3 separate regions of the Homo sapiens genome follow, and all the other regions are linked to region 2. A link is a loop called in an ENCODE intact Hi-C map of the cell type or tissue named here. Cell type or tissue: prostate gland. All regions are shown on one strand. Each heading gives the region's core, and the rest is flanking DNA. Links, peaks and the distances in the headings are about the cores only. Region 1 overlaps PIK3R1 (phosphoinositide-3-kinase regulatory subunit 1). Region 2 has its middle 48 kb from the start of LINC02242. Region 3 has its middle 18 kb from the start of LINC02219.

What was found. Peaks named below come from ENCODE experiments on the same cell type or tissue, not always from the same donor. Only the 100,000 strongest peaks of a DNase experiment are listed, where the experiment ranks them.
Region 1: a loop joins it to region 2, with 5 times the contacts of the local background. A loop is called at or near these places in 11 of 110 quality-filtered maps.
Region 3: it touches region 2 in a loop (2.5-fold over the local background); 3 of 110 quality-filtered maps call a loop at or near these places.

Annotation. Positions count from the first base shown.
Region 1 is chr5:68,263,580-68,268,579 of GRCh38, reverse strand. The region is part of intron 2 of PIK3R1 (phosphoinositide-3-kinase regulatory subunit 1); the gene reads right to left. Among named protein-coding and RNA genes, the nearest start is that of PIK3R1, 50 kb to the right of the region's middle. In prostate gland, for the core only: no CTCF peak of the experiment used is centred there; a DNase peak (open chromatin) is centred at 1,903; H3K27ac peaks cover 3,871 bases.
Region 2 is chr5:67,691,278-67,697,571 of GRCh38, reverse strand. No RefSeq gene overlaps it. Among named protein-coding and RNA genes, the nearest start is that of LINC02242, 48 kb to the right of the region's middle. In prostate gland, for the core only: no CTCF peak of the experiment used is centred there; a DNase peak (open chromatin) is centred at 3,211; H3K27ac peaks cover 3,040 bases.
Region 3 is chr5:68,168,516-68,174,809 of GRCh38, reverse strand. No RefSeq gene overlaps it. Among named protein-coding and RNA genes, the nearest start is that of LINC02219, 18 kb to the left of the region's middle. In prostate gland, for the core only: no CTCF peak of the experiment used is centred there; a DNase peak (open chromatin) is centred at 3,449; H3K27ac peaks cover 1,731 bases.

The DNA.
Region 1 (5,000 bases), core at 1-5,000, 570 kb before region 2:
TCAGTATTATATCAAGATGTTTGTCTGCTAACTGCTGCTGAGTCAAAGCTGTTTCTGTCTGAATCTCTCTCAGGACTTCAAGTGAAAAATGTATATTCTGGTGGGCAAATCTAATCCCAATTCTTTTCTTAAATAAACCTTTAAAGCATATTCATACTTTATGCTTGTAATGATTAACACCCTGAACTTTAAACTTATTAAGCTTTACGGGTGACACTACAACAAATGATGGCCTGTGCTCTTTGACTAAGCAAAAACAAAGCAAAAAAAACAACGATGACTTCCTTAATTTTGGGACACATCTGTTTAATCAGTAGTAAAAAAGTGATTAGAAGCAGAGCTTTAAAGCCAAAGAGGCTTAGGTTTTAATCCTTGCTTTGCCACTTACTGAATTCAGTAGTCTTGGGCAAGTTAGTTAACTTGAATCCCATTTATTCATCTGTAAAATGGGAGTAATTATGTGCAGTAATAAGGATTAAATAATATATATATATAAACATGACAGGCATCGTGCCCAGTATGTAGAAAGCACAAACTAATAGGTAGTTATTATTGTTAGAATTAGTCATGTAATCTTTATTATTGTTTAGATTATGGAAATACCCGATTGCAATTGCAGGTTTTAAGACCAGAAATTATCATACTTAGACTGTTCTCAATACTTTTCTAAGGAAGCAAGCTGGAAGCACATTTGCATTTTGCCTTGTATATATTTGCATTTTGCCTTTGTATATATAAACAATACTCAAAATCTTCAGAAGTCAAAACCAAAATATTTTCAATTTATCATACTTTCCCCAAAAGGACCACAATACTAATATATTTGAGATATTAGACTTCAGTTTTCTGAATGTGAAGACAAAATGAAGTTGGAATGACTGTGTGCTAAATTATATTGAGTGTGGCCGAAACAAGAGCTTTTTTTTTTGGAGGAAGAAGGAGAAAAAAAGTATGCGCAACTGAAAATGAGAGTACAAAGAGTAGATGTGGAAATAAATCTTCAGCCATAACTACATTATTTTCAGAGATAACTAGCAGGAGGGAATTAAAAGAGTTGCCGACAGATTTAAACTAGAAGTTTGCAAATCTCCTCAGATATCCTAATTAGTCTTTAATATCGTTAAGTTTATCTTCTCTCATTTATCTCTCCTGCTGCACAGCTAAAAACAAATGAAAGGGAATTGAGATCCTCTGTCCATTCGTTTTATTTCTAGACAACAGACTGGTATAGAAAACAAACAGCAGGCAAAGATCTTATTAAACCTAAGCAGACCTAACAGCTTTGTTTCTGACGGGCTTAGCTAAAGCCTCAGAGTTAGGAGGTAACTGAAATGCAAGATTACATTTAATCTTTGACAGGCTAGCCTAATTAATTGTGATCCTTATCACCTAAATTGGAGTTTGATTCTAAGATTACAATTTACGGTGTACAGCAAATTAAAATAGCTAGGCAGGATGTAAATGGGGAAGAAAGGGATTTCCTCCTCTCCTCACCAGAAAAATAATTTATACCTGAGTCCACAGGATTTTTGAAGCCAATGATTTATAAGGAAAGTTGGTCTTTCGGTGTGCTAAGAAAGATTTCATACGAAGTATGACCCAGAAGCCCCCAAAAAGAAAAAAGACAAATCACAGGCCATGACACACAGTGGGCGGTAGGCTGTTTGCTGAATGAATGATTAGTACTGAACATCAACTAGGAGCCACATTCCCACAGTAAGTATTTTACAGAAATATTTTCATTTATTTTTCATAGCAGTTCAAAGGTGTATAGTCTCTATTATCCCCAGTTTAAAGGCAAGGAAACTATTTGTCCAATGTCACAAAGCTCTTAAGTAATGCCTATGTATTTAGTTTGGGCTTGTCTTCCCTGCGCCAGAGTATACAAGTGCCAGTCAAGGAAAGAAGCTTATAGTAAGTTTCCCAACACTTCCTGCAAGCCTCCCTTCTTTAAAAGGTATCTGCAATAAGGGTGTTATGAAACACACAGATATCTGATGGTCAATCCCACAAGGGAATAACCTTAATACTTTCTGATTATGCTCAAGTTAAATGATCTTGATAATAGCAGTTTTTGTACTTCCTCCCCAAATAACAAGTTAATATATTCCCTCTCATTATGAACTACTTTGAAATGCAGATAATTAACACTGTAAATGGAAAAGCAATAGGAGCCCCTATTAATAACCAGAGAAAGGCAGGGGCATTCCAGATGAACCACACTATCTCTGGCTGAGGGCAAACTTGTGGAGACACTTCTTTCCTACTTACATGTGATGATAAATTTCAGAGTCAAACTTATAAAATGTCATGTTAGAAATGCTTAAAAATAATAAAGCAGAGTTGTAAAATGTAACTTGAGAAGCTGCGATGTCACAAGCAATTGAAGGATCCCCTGATTAGTATTAGGAGAGGGCAGGGGGATGGAGAGGAACTGGACAGAAAGATGCTACTGGCAGACTAGAGACCAGAAAGAAGCTTTGGATCCAGGCTGGGACCTCACTGACAGTGCAGAAGCAGGCCACTGGCTGACCAAGGAGAAAGTGAGTGGGTAGAGAGAGAGAAACTGCCAAAAAGGCAAGTTTGTCCAGCCAGACCGAACAAGCACTCTTAAGAAAGCCTGGATGGAAATAAGGAGAAAAAAGCAGCACCAGATTCCTTTTAAATAACTATAGAGAGTAGGGGGTTTTTTCTCTGACATTTTTAAATATCCTGAAAAGTTGAAAGAATTGTTTAGTGAACGCCCACATTATCTTTCACCTAGATTCTACGATTAACATTTTCATATTTGCTTTATTTACATATTTATCTGCCAGCACATTTTTTTTAAAGATGCATTTTAAAGTCAGATGTGGAAGTCAGTTGCTACAGACTGAATTGTGTCCCTTCCCCCCAGATTCATGTTGACGCCCTGACCCTCAATGTGATAATATTTGGAGATGGGCCTTTGGGAGGCAGCTGAGTTTACAGGAAGTCATGAGGGCAAGTGCTCTCACGATGGGATTAGTGCCTTTATAAGAAGCAGCACCAGAGACCTTTCTCCCCACCCTTCCCATGTGAGATCACAGTGACAAGGTGGCAGCCTGGAGGCTAGGGAGAAGGCCCTCACCAGAACCCAACCACACTGGCACCCTGTGAGAAATAGATTTCTAAATGTCTATGGTGGTACAGACATAAACACCAGTCTGTGGTGTTTTGTTATGGTAACCCTGACCTAACACATCAGTACACTACACCCAAAGAGAGGAATGGAACCTTGTCTAGAAAATGTCAATGTCAAACACAAATTCTGTAAGTATTTAGTAAATAAATACCCTCTGCGTGTCAGAATATTCCCAAGGGCAGTAGTTTGAGGCAGTGGTTCCCCAACTTTAATGTACATATTAACAGCCTGATTCAGGAGGTCGGGGTGCAGTCTGGGATTCTGCATTTCCAACAGGCTCCCAGGTGATGCCCATGCTGCCGGTCCTCGGACCACAATCACACTTTGAGTAGCAAGGATTGGGGCTGAGCCCACCAGCCACAGAGAGAAAATCCAGACCATTGTGGGAGACAGAATCCCAATGATTGACCTTCTTACTGATAACTTGTTGCCTACATGCCTGAGTTTCACAGGCTGATCTTACACCAGACCCCAAATGATACTGACGGACCGGCGGGTCTAGCTATCATATCAAATTTGGTCTGATACCACAACGAATTAGGTATCAAAAGAGAGACTAGCAGCCAGGAGCTCTGCTGCCCTGTGCACTGTGTACTGATGAGTGGGGAGGGATTATGTGAGCCACAACTTGCCCAAGGTCCCACAGGAAGTTCAAGCCGAGGACCCAGGCCTCCTGATGCCCATGCCAGAGCCTTTCCTACCTCGCCACATTCAAGAGGACTTTGCTCTTTGTATCTCCTGTGGGGTGGGAGGAGTTAGGGAGGGACAGAAAATGTTAGGCTGATTACAAATCACTACTACTGCTGATTAATTCCCATGTAGTGAACACTTAGTGTAAGAAACTCTGCTCAGCGTTTAATCTCATTTAATCTGTACAACGCTCTAAGAAATTATCACTGTCCCCATTTTACAGATGAGAAAACTGAGATTAAGAAAAATTAAACAAGTTACCTAAAGTCATACCAGCAGTAAGAAATAAAGCTAGGATTTTACAGAACAGATGGGACTTCAAAGCCAATTGTAACCACTCTGTGAATCTAGGTTGCCTTTTTAGGCAGACAAACTGCATGATGCCATATGTGAGGTTAAAAAATCTTTACGTGACACTGATGGACAAGCACTTGGCGACAGTTGCAACCCTTAGTGACAAGAGGTGCATTTTTTTAACTTGAGCTTGGACTGGCAGGCCAGCTTTTCACCATCACCTCTGCTTTATCAGTATTGAAGCCTTGCCAGCTCACTCAGCCAGGCTAAATATTTTCAAGACAGCATTTATTAAATATTTTCTCATAAAGCTAAACAAAGCACATTCTTCCCCAAGGATGTAATGGGTTTTATCCAGCTAAATATAGCTGGCTAACTTATCACTTTTAGCAAGGTACAAAAGACTCTTCTAGTTAATCATCAGATGGACAGAGGGCCCTTCAAATCACTTTTTAAAAATATATATTTTGTAATGTATATTTGCAAGCATCACAAAATGAAATCTTAGTAAAATATGCTTAACAAATATATGAAGGGAGTTGAAGCATCCATGATCAAAAAGGGAGAGGAAGGGAAAGCAATGACCTGTGTGTGGAATTGCAGAGAAAAATAAAGGCAAGAAAGGCAAGAGGCCTGAAAACATTGTACAGAAAATTCCCTATCAGCTGGTGCAGAAGAAATGCATAAGAAAATAATATTTATTCAGACTTCATTTTAAAAGTTTGAAAAGATCACTGATATAAGACTATATATATTAAAAGGTAACAATTTTGAGATAAAAGTAAACACAATCCTTAACAATTGTGTAAGGAATCAGAGTTTAACAAAATGAAGCAATATACTTTCACTACTT
Region 2 (6,294 bases), core at 565-5,564:
ACTCTAAAGACCAGGTAACCTATTGGCTTGGACATGGATGATGAGAAGAAGGAAGCCAAGTGAGTATCTGGTGGGTGATTGCTCCAGGTAGAATGAACTGCAAGTTTGCAATCAGAGAAGCACATGAGGCTTGCTCAATAAACAAATGGAAGACTAGTAGTGTGACTGGCTGGAGAACAGTGAAACAACTATAAAGTCATAGAAGTGAGATTAGGGAGGAAGATTACTGGGGGTCTTGGAGGTCATAATAGGGAATTTGGATTTTATTCTAAGCATTTTAGAAAGTCATGGGAGGGCTTTAAGTAAAACATGGCATGCTCTACTTCACATTTTCAGAAAATCCCTCTGGCTTTTTTGCAGAGTGTTGACTCTGTTAGAGACGTACAAGTAGAGAGCTCCAGCAAGCTGGAAATAGGAGTCTGTAGTCCAGCAGAGAAGTCAGGCTTGAAGATACAAATTGAGGAGTCATCAAAGTATGGATGACATTGGAAGAGAAGGAGCAAGATGACATGACTTCAAGAGTGGGTGCAGGTGGGCTGCTTCCCATCATGGTAAGACTCTCCTGTTCTTATCTTCCAATCTCTCCTCAACCAACTCCAGTTCACATCTATAACCCCACCACACTACTGAATCTGCCTTCGTTAAGATCACCGTTCTTTCCCTGAAACACAAAGTGAATGGATTTAGTAAAAAAATAGTTAGGAGGCAGGAAAATTGAGAAGAATTAGAGCAATGTCACAGTGATAAGACTCTAGCAGAGAAAGATCAATGCCTCCAACATATTAAGAACTGAAAAGTGTCAAGGAGGGTTTATACCATATTTGAGAGCAAAATTCTAAGAAACATTGAGGCTTGGCTCTGACTTCTCAGATCCCAACTGCTTGCCTGTGTTTCTGATCACCATCTGCTCCCGATTCCCAGGGCCAAGCTCTACCACAGACCCTTGTGTCTTCAAGTTGGGCCCCCCAGTGCTATCCTGGCATGCCACCTGCTATCTGTTGCCAGGCCTTTTCAGATACTATATTCTGCCTGCTATACTGAACCTCTCTCCTGTATCTCAAATACATACATTTCCTTTCCTACCTTCTCTTGAGCAGTTCTAGTCCTAATTTCTGGATTCTTTAGTCTATATATCTTATAATAACTAATAAGGCTCTGGTCAGCCATGCCTTTCGATGGGACACTTACTAACCAACCCACTACTCTGTTACAGTATTTTTTAGGGTCTAGAAGATGACAAGCACTGGATTTTGAATTCATCCTCAAAAGGTCCTTGGCTCATTTTATATACTTTGTGATTGAGCCAGGTCAAACCCCAATAAATGCTGTGCCCCTCTAAGTAAGCACATGCTCTTGTATATTTACCAGAAGCAATTGAAGCAGTGAAGGAAGAAGTGATAGAAGTCACTGAAAACTTCACTATATAAAAAGTCTTTTTTATATCTTGAACTAGGAAAGGCTGGACTAAAGTTCTGCCAACAGCGAGGCTCACTCCATTAGTTATAACTCTTCTTCCTACTGCTTGGCAAATCAAGATATAAGAGTCCTTCTGGGGGAGCCACTTTTAACTCCTCTGGGGGAGTTGAAAAGCAAATATCATGTTAATCTTAAAAATCAGTTTCTCTATTTCATTATTTTTGAACCTACAATTCAATATATGTTCATTGAATTACAGAGTCTATTATTTATTTGAAGCTTGTTATGGGTTAAATTGTGTCCTTCCAAAATTCTTATGTTGAAATCCTAATCCCAAGTATCCCATAATGGGACCAAGTACCTCAGAATGGGAAATAGAGTCATTGCAGATGTAATTAATTAAGAGATGTAATTAATTAAGATACTGGAGTAAGATGGGTCCCTAATCCAGTATGACTGGTGTCCTTCTGAAAAAGCAAAATGTGGACATAGATACACACACAGAGAAATGTCATATGAAGAGAGAGGGCAGAGATGTAAAAGCCGAGGAACATTAAATATTGCCAGCAAACTGCCAGGAGAGAGGTTTGGAACAGATTTTCCTGCACAGCCCTCAGCAGGAACCAATCCCACTGACATCTTGATTTTGGGTTTCCAGTCTCCAGAACTGTGACACAATAAGTCTCTGTTGTTTAAGCCACCCAGTTTGTGGTTCTTATACTAGCCCTAGCAAACTAATACAAAGCCTGAGCAGACACAAATTATATTAGCCACAATAATTTAGCAATATTTTCAGTTTTGCATTAATGAAAGTACAGCCCAATTTGTCCACCCTTTGGAATTTTGCCAGCATAAACCCTCATCCCATCAAAATCATCACAAATTAGGAAGAGAAAACAAAGGGTGGGGGCAAAAGGGGTGTAAACACATGCTCATTTTTCTGAAGAGGCCGAAGGAGTGCTTCTTCATGTAGGCATATTTCCAAAGAGGCTGAAGAAAAAAATATGTATTCAAAAAGAACATTTACTCCTGTTGTTAAGTCAATGCCTCACAACATCACTACAGTATCAGACACGAAAATTAGGCCAGAATTATGCAGTTGAGTCTAATGCTGTCTGTTCAGGCTTCAGTGATAGACAAAAAGAAATAGTTGCATTTTGTATGGTAATTGGCTGGAGATGTGCAGTACGCATTTACAAACCATGTCAGGACATTTTTGCATATCAGAAAACAATCTAACACATTTCATGAGACACTTGTGCAGTCCATGAATTTTAATTATCTATGAAGCCTTGGACAAAGAGTACAATACGAAACACTTCAATAATAGCAATAATAAATAATCTTTATCTTGCCATTGTTGGTGTCAATCACAAAATTTCATCTTTATTAATATTACATCATTATTTTATGAGAATAATTACTACTTTGTAGTATGAGTAAAATATGTGCTTATGGAAATATGAGACAAGGGCTGTATATTTCTTCTATTCAGCTGACACAGTGGAATCCAATAAAATAGAGAATGGAATGAGACTGAGTATGAAAGAGAAACACCAATTTCTTGTTTGTTCTTTTCAAAGTTGTACAAAACCCAAAGGACAAACCAGCTCAAACAACAATCTCTCCAAACTTGATCTGGTAGTTTGCCTTCAAGGAACATGTACTGAATGAGACACTAGGTTCCACACAGCTGGCCAAGGACTTTGGAAATCATTGCTCCTATTTTTAACCCCACATTCTTGAGCTGCCCACCCCCACCCTACCCAATCACACAGCTCAAGATTCCTTCTGAGCAATTCGGACTGGACAGAGCAGCACGTGGTATCCACGCAGCCAGACCCTAGCCAGCCTCACTTCCAAAACCTGTCAGTTAAAACTAATTTAGGGGTGAATCACGGGACCTCTGCTCACCACCCAATCTGTTTAGGAACATTGCTCTGTCCTTTTAACAGCCAGAGCTGCAGGCAACATGTACTCTGTTATGAGAGGGTAAGGAGTGTTCAGCTCACTTAGAATCTGATTGGCAGAGCAGCCTTAATACTTTATAATAGTTCTTAGAAATGTTTACGGAACGCAGTGTTTTGCACTGCAGTATAAAGCACACTATGTGCAGCCATACCCTAACCAGTTGTAGATCTGCTTGGGCAGAGGAATCTGTTTTCCCAAGAAGGGCAGTCTCTCTCTTTACTCCAAGAACTATAGAAGAGGCATTGAATTTAAATTGAAACAAGAGAGACTTAAATCAGATTTAAAGAGTTTAGGCCACTAAACTATAAATTTTTTGAAAATTTTTTATTTATTTTAATTTAAACTCTGAGATACACGGGCAGAACGTACAGGTTTGTTACATAGGTATACATATGCCCTGGTGGTTTGCTGCACCTATGAACCCATCATCTAGGTTTTAAGCCCCACCTGGATTAGGTATTTGTCCTAATGCTCTCCCTCCCCTAGCCCCCCAACCCCCGACAGGACCCAGTGTGTGATGTTCCCCTCCCTGTGACCATGTGTTCTCACTGTTCATCTTCCACTTATGAGTGAGAACATGCAGTGTTTGGATTTCAGAGTCTCTTTGTGGAGTTTTAAACAGTGACAAAGAGATGTATCTTTCACCCATTTTGGAATACCTAAATTAGTGCATTTGAGAAGACAAAGAAAAAATATAAGACTAAATGGTAGTGTTTTGTAGTTTTATGACTCTATGTTCTTTTCTGTTGTTATGAAATTGCTGTTGCTCTTTGGAGGAAGAAATCAGTTTTTCTAACTCTTGATGAATAAATGCTTCACATCTCACCCACGCGCACTCTTCCTTTAGGTGGTTTTGCTGTTAATTCGCTTTAACTACCTCTTTCTTCTCTGTGTTTGGTCTTCTAAAACTGGTTCTGCATAATAAATCCTAATAGTCCTGTTGTGGATGAAGAACTAAATTTAAAAATGTAACTTCTCACCAAGATGTCCCTGAAAGTTAACAAGGAAACCTCTGCTCCTCCCAAAGTCAAGATAAAGCAAAGTCTTTGAAGGCCAAAAAGGCAGTGCAGAAAAGTATCCACAACCATACTCAAAAGATCCTCACACTACTCCACTTCTGGTGGCCCAAGACTCTGCAGCTTTTAAGGCAGCAAAATGTCCTTAGAAAAGTACCACCAGGAGAAGCAAGCTTGATCACTCTGCCATCATGTTCCACTTGAATCAGACAAGAATAGGGAAGACAATACATATGTGTTCATTTTAGATGTCAAAACCAACATGCACCAGTTCCAAAGGCTGTGAAGAAGCTTCATGACACTAACATGGCCAAGATCAACACACTGATCAGGCCTGATGAACAAAAAAAGGCTTGACTATGATGCTTTGGATGTTGCCAACAAAATTGGGATCATCGAAAGAACACTCAGATGGCTAATTTTAAATACAAAAATTTCAGATTTCTTTGTGATTCTGTGATTAGTTCAGCTTGACAAGAAGAAGAGAGAAAGGAAAATGGCATTTCTGTCCTCATGTTTCTCCTCTTTGTGCATCTAGATGATGAATGGTGGGTGAATGGGGGCAAAAGGTCTTGGTCAATAAAAGAAAATCTGAAAATCTTCCTGAGGCCATCTGTGTCTAGGTTTTAAATTCTTCGCTCGGTGGAAGAGATTTGATGATGAGAATTCAGAGATACAATCCTTTTCTTATCCTACCTATGTCAATAGCTCTTGATTCAAATGCTATTATTAAATTATTTTTTCATTCATTCAGCAAAGATTCATTGAGCACATATTATGTGCTAGCTTTCACTCTAGCTCCAGGGTTACAGCTCTGAAACACTTGACAAATGTTTCTACCTTCATAGACTTCACTTGTACTAAGAAGAGATGGACATTAGACAAGTAAATAAGTGGATTCAGTAGAATGTCAGATGGCTGAAAATGTTATGGAGAAAAATTAAGCAGGAAGGGTCATGAGGAGTAAGAGGGGAATGAACATTGAAGTTTGGCAGGGTGGGCAGGCAGGACTTGGCTGAGAAGAAAATATTTGGGTAAATATCTAAAGGAGGGGGCAGAGTTGGATGTGGATATTTGCAGGAAGAGCATTCCAGGCAGAAGAAATAACAAATACAAAGCCCTGAACATGTACCAGACAGAACATTTGTCAAAGCATCTCATCTCTCTTCTACCGTAAAATAAAATTCTGCTCTAACAGGGTAGTGAAGAACGTATTAATCCTGCACCAATACTATTGTTCATTTAGCTCACAAGTTCATTACCACAATTTGATGGTATGAACTGCCTTGGAACTTGGTCCATGTGTTAACATTCATCGTATTTTGTTTTCTTTTTGTTTTTATTTTGTACTGGTAACACATAAATACTTTCTTGTTGAAAAGATGCAAACAATAGGCCTGGCGCGGTGGCTCACGCCTATAATCCCAGAACTTTGGGAGGCCGAGTCGGGTGGATCACGAGGTCAGGAGATCGAGACCATCCTGGCTAACACAGGGAAACCCCATCTCTACTAAAAATACAAAAAATTAGCCGGGCGTGGTGGCTGGCGCCTGTAGTTCCAGCTACTCGAAAGGCTGAGGCAGGAGAATGGCGTGATCCCAGGAGGCGGAGCTTGCAGTGAACCGAGACCACAACCGTGCACTCCAGCCTGGGCAACAGAGTGAGACTCCATCTCAAAAAAAAAAAAAAGATGCAAACAATACAGAAATTTATAGAGTGAAGTGTGGTTACCCCATCCAACTTCTCTTGCTATACTTCTTATCAACCTACCAACGTTCTTACTTCAGAACAAACTACTGTTAATAGTTTGATATACATTCATCAGTCATTTTTTCATTTATATATGCATGTATATGAAGACGTAGTTTTTTTCATAAATGGGATCATACTT
Region 3 (6,294 bases), core at 546-5,545, 480 kb before region 2:
GTATTTTTAGTAGAGACAGGGTTTCTCCATGTTGGTCAGGCTGGTCTTGAACTCCTGACCTCAGGTGATCCTCCTGCCTTGGCCTCCCAAAATGCTGGGATTACAGGCATGAGCCACCACGCCCGGCCTCAAAAAATATTCTTTTAATTAGCTGCGTGTGGTGGTGCAAGGCTGTAGTCCCAGCTACTTGGGAGGCTGAGGCAGGAGGATCACTTGAGCCCAGGAGTTCAAGTGAGCTATGATTGCACCACTGTACTCCAGTCTGGGTGACAGAGTCAGACCCTGCCTCTTAAAAAAATAAATAAGGGTCCCAAAGGTTACCCCTTGCCCTTCCACCATGTGAGGACACGGTGAGAAGGCACCCTCTATGCACCAAGGAAACGTCAGCCTTAAGCAGACACCAAATCTGCTGCCTTTATCTTGAACTTCCCAGTCTGCAGAACTTTGAGAAATAAATTCTCCTTGTTTTTAAGCCACCGTATCTATGGCATTTTGGTATAGCAGCCTGAATGAACCAAGACACTTATTTGGAAGAATAACTTTATTATGCTTCCCTTAATAGAGCTTCTGATTGATGCTACTCGTGATTACAACTTTGAGCAATTAATTTTATCCCTTTGAGGGTCAGTTTCTTCACTAGTAAAGGGGAGAAGACATTGTGTCATTCCATCCCTAATATTCTGTGTAATCTATGAGTTTTTTTGGCCCATGGGTGAAAATAATACAGTTGATTTGGTCAATGTGCGGATTATTTTGGGTCTCTTCATTTCTATGTTTTCAGCTGCTGCTTCTTTTTTTTTTTTTTTTTTTTTTTTTTGACAGCGTCTTGCTCTATCACCCAGGCTAGAGTGCAATGGTGCAATCTCAGCTCACTGCAACCTCTGCCTCCCGGGTTCAAACGATACTCCTGCCTCAGCCTCCCAGGTAGCTGGGATTACAATTGTGTGCCACCATGCCTGGCTAATTTTGTATTTTTTTTTTTGTAGAGATAGGGTTTCACCATGTTGGCCAGGCTAGTCTCAAACTGCTGACCTCAAGTGATCCACCCACCTTGGCCTCCCAAAGTGCTGTGGAGGCACGAGCCACCACACCTGGCCTCAGGGTCTCTTCATTTCTTAAGTCTGTAAGTCACAATGTGGCCATCTAAATATATAGATAGTGAGGAGAAGTAGAACCTACTGACTCACTGTCTGAATGCTTAGATGGCCATATTGCGACTTGCAAGCTTAAGAAATGAAGAGACCCAATATAATCTCACACTGACCAAGTTGACTGCATTATTTTCTCCCCATAGGCCAAAAGAAGCATCTCAGAATCCTCAAGAAACAACAAAATATGTTCATACTTTCAAAAATATTCTTCTAATATCTTAAACTGGTATTTAAAAACAGGGTAAAGGGCTTTTCTACTTTAAAAAAGTTCCAGCACTGTAATACAACTGGAAGAGTCCCAGCCAAAAAGGCTTGACTTTTGACTATCTGGGCAGCGATAGAGCATGCACTCAAAATGAAAAGAAGATGACATGATGCTTAGACTATGCTTCAAAACCCACCCCCCCACAACAAAATGAATGCGGGAGTGGAGGAGCTCGGATGATGTAAGAACAAGTATCTCAAGGGTATGTGAAGAAATTAATAGTGAGCAATATCCAGTAGCTTCCAGTTGGCCAGCCTATTTTAACCCAGGAAAATAAAAGGCATTGCTAACAAATTTTGGTCCCCTTAACAAATGGAACAATATTCAGAAGAAGATGAAGATACAGCAGTGACCCAAGCAGACAAAATCCTTGCCCTGTGGAGCTTAAAATTTTGAGAATACTAAATAGGGGTCACTTTGGCCAGAGAATTCATTTCTATTTTCAGTTCCATGAATGTCCACTATATTATGAGCACTGAACAGAGGGGAGGATTATCATAAAGTTAATGAGCTTTTAGTTTCACAGCCGCTTACTTTCACAGGCCCTTCCAAGGTTCTGTGTGTCCTTCGCAGGGATTTAAGGTATAGCTGGATGCATGGAGAGCCACGCCAGCCAGAGGGTCAATCTCTACATTCTCGGTCTGTGTGGAAGGCTGGTAGGTTGAACGTACTCTCAATTTTTGCTGACCTCCAGTGATGCCCTGCAACATGTGGAGCCTCCCCAGGTATCTGAAATCCAACTCTGGCACCAAGGAGAAGGTTTGGAATGAGATGCTCCACCACTCTCTGCTCAGGGTTCTCCAGACAAAGGCCCCACCACCAGCATCTCGAGCCCTGCCCTTTCCACCCAGGACACCAAATGGGATGCTGGATCAGTTGCTGAGACAATGGCCAAAGGGTCAGCTGGAGCCCTGCCCAGCAAGATCAAAGGTCTGGAGTCTCTGAGGAATTTTCTTAGAGCACGAAGCACCTCTGGAGCAAGAGATTGTTTCAGCTGTGGCATGACCAATAATTCTCAAGCTGAAAGATTATTTTCTAAGCCATTAATAACAAAAAACATATTTCTATCTGCCATGCCAGAAAAAAAAAAACAAAATTATCTTTCTATTCTCTTTACACAAAATAGTATTATAAAGTTTTGGTTATTTGAGGAACGATCAAAGAGGATAAAGTAAAAAAAGTAGGGAAAAGAAATGTTACATAGGTGGATCAAACAGTGAAGTTATGATAATAACAATAATTCTTAATACTAATGGTAATGATGCTATTTTTCTGGATGCTTTTTAAAGTTTGTCATTTGTTATGGTTTCTTCTCTTATTCTAAGTAGATATTTACTCTTGGGCTTAATTTCATATTCTTTTTCATAAAGAGGGCTCCATATTTTATAAGCTTTGCAATAACCTGGATCTACCCTTGACCGAGTTCCTTTTCTTGAAGAGTGGGGCAGGAATCACTAAAATCACAAGAAACCAATTCCTACAACTTTTCTTTGCTCCATTAAATCCTTACCCTCTCCTATTTGATCTTGAATCTATTATAGAAGCTTAGAAGATTCAAATGCCAATAAGGAGTGTTCAAAATATCTAAATCCATGACTTGCCTGACCCAATCTCATTGAAAAAGCAAAGCATTAACTCTGTCTTCCTAATTTGGAAGAAGACAGGTTTGCCTGGATCAGTTTTTGGAAAGGAATTACTTTAGAAATACCGATCTCCGAAAAAAATAGAAGAGCATATCATTTCGTTTGTATGTTTCTTTTGAAATTAGTTATTAATACAGAGGCAATCACTTTTGAATGTCTTTGTACCGTACACCAACCCATATTTTCCATCTATTCAGGAGGGAAGAGCAAGGCTGAGAGCCAGCAAAGGGCAAAGAAATGACTGCCCATTTTGTTGCAACACCAAAAAACTCTTGATTTATCAGTGTGTTTGACATACTCTTTTTCGGCGGGGTGGGGAGGAGGTGATGGGCTGGTGGAAATAAAGACTTGTAAATTTTGTAAATGCGAGTCCTCTAAAGTAGGCCAATTGGTCAGCTGCAAACTTGGCAGCATCGTGAAGCATGTGTGCTGGGCAGCTTCGGAACACGATGTTCTGTTTCACTTCTGAGAGCAGGGGAAAATGGAATAAGGGCTCAACCCAGGACAGAGAGAGAGAGAGCTCAGCAGCGACCTGCGAAAGGGCCCAAAGACAAAGGAAACAGTAAAGAATAAAAGCCCAGCATCATTAGACTGCTGACCACAACGCTGAAAAAAGAGAGAGAGAAAGAATGTGAAAGTGTCTGAGAGAGGTGCTGTGGTTCTGATGCTTGCTGAAGCTAAGTTCTGGAAAATTCAGAGCAGTTGTGTGATTGATGATTAAAAGTAATAACTCAGTGTTTTATGTAAGAGTAATGATGAAATTTCGTAAAAGTTCTTGGAAATAATGCTGAATCTTATTGAGTCTACAAACCTTGAACCATAAAACAAAGTGTGGCATGAAGGAAAAAAAAGTTTGAAACACAGACTCCTATAGCTCCAAATTTAAAAAGAACTTGTTAGGGCTTTTTTTTTTTTTAAACTAAATTTACATTTCATATTGTTTTAATAAATATTCGGCTACTAAATAATAATATATAACTTATAAAAATAACAAAGTGTTTGGCATATTTGAGTAGTCACCCTTCTCAGATATTTTCAAATGATTTATGAGTAAATAAACTGAATAAAGTGCAAAAAAATATGGACTTGTGTTAACAGTTCAACAAAAACAGGTACTAATAGTAAAGTATACGTTAATTCATAAAACATTTTGTTTAATGGCACCAACTGCTCATATCTTGAGATTGGTTCTTTCTTTTAATTAAGTGATTTTGAATTATGTCATGGTGACATTCTATTAGAATCATTTATAACTGATAGCATGTAATGAATAACCACATATATTTGTCTTCAAATATCTGGTGTTATCATAAACTTGAAAGGACAGAGATCAAGCAAGTGATAATTGCTTAATTCCATATGTACACTATCATTTAAACATATTAAGTTGAAAATAAATTCTTAAGGAATATCTCCATCTTGATTTATTGCACAGAAGTTCAAGTATAAATGCAAAAATGGTTATTACTCAGTGGCACCTCTTCTTCCTCCATGTATGTGCCAAAAGAGAAAGACAAAAGAAAAAAAAAGCCACCTATTTATTAGTGTAAAAAGGAGACTATGGTGGCCAAAAGACTCAGCTGGTCTTTGTAAAGGAGTTTATAGCTTTCAGCTGAAATCTCTAAGTGAGAATTCTCATTCCCAGCTGCTGGCTCCCTGGGAGCTCTCCGTGGCCTCTGACCTCATTTCCATGGAGACAGAGGTGGGAAGGGTAAAAAATAAGTTAAGGGGGAAACTTTTCTTAAGGCAGTATTTCCAAATCCCCACTCCTCTAACACTAATGACTGTCCAAGTTAAAGCTGGCCACACATCACTATTTGAAATCACTTTCAGTTTTTCAAGGGTGAATGGCTAAAAATGAGGCATTTGATTGTAAAGATACATTTGCAGAAATAAAAGAAAATACCTGACGTATTTGATACTGTTTAATTGAAGCTCTAAATGAAAGCAAAATGGCTGCTAACATTCAACAATGGAGAGAGAATTCTAGCATGTTTTGGGGTCTGGTTTGTGGCCGAGTTCTGTGAATGTTATATGTTAGAGTTCTGCAGACCTCTGTACCTGTGGGGGTTGATGCTCCCTTAAACATAAGAAAAGTGAGATCTTTGTTAGAAGAACTTGAAAAGGGATGATTCTCCTCACATATCCGTTAATCCATTCCCTTGCCTATCAGCCTTTCTTCCTGACCATTTAACTGAAGCTAATAAAAACTATCACGATACTACAACTACTGCTACACCTGGCTACCAGCAGCCATTTTTTTTAAAGTTATTACTGCATTCCTGCTACTGTATGATGTGTTTTCTCACTTTACTGTAGTCTCTTAAGAAAAACTCTTTTTATCTGGGAACAGTTCAAATATACACAAAAGCAGAGAAAATCAAGTGTTGAGCCCCATGTACCCGTCACTCTCTCATGGCAATCATCGATACATGACCACTTCTGTTTTATTCATACCCCCACCCATTCTTCCATTTACGATTTTGAAGCAAATCTTATATATTTTTATCCATGAATATTTTAGTTTGTATTTATAGAACACAGGACTCATTAAAATTAAACACAATAGGCTGGGCACAGTGGCTCAAGCCTGTAATGTTAGCATTTTGGAAGGCCGAGGCAGGCAGATCCTTTGAGTCCAGGAGTTGGAGATCAGCCTGAGCAATGTGGCAGAACTGCATCTCTACCAAAAGAAAAAAAAAAGCCAGGGTGTGGTGGCACATGCCTGTAGTCCCAGTTATTTGGGAGGCTGAAGTGGGAGAATTGCTTGAGCCCAGGAGGCAGAGGTTGCAGTGAGCGTAGAGATTACACCACTGCACGCCAGCCTGGGCAACAGAGCGAGACTCTGTCTCTAAAAAATAAAAATAAACTCAGTATGATTATCACACCTAAAATATCAAGAATTTCCTACTATCAACAAATATCAAGTTAGTAAGTCTGTTTTCTGAATTAATTATTATTGTTGCTGTTATACTATTATTCACATTTTACAAATACAAAACTGAGGGAAAGAAAAGTTTAAAATCCTGCACAATATCTCACAGAAGATATGGAGGCAAGCATGGGTTAAAATCCAGATATAGGGCAGGCGCAGTGGCTCACACCTATAATCCCAGCACTTTGGGAGGCCAAGGTGGGAGGATCACAAGGTCAGGAGTTCAAGACCAGCCTGGCCAGTATGGTGACACCCCTTCTGTACCAAAAATACAAAAACGAGCCGGGCGTGGTGGCAGGC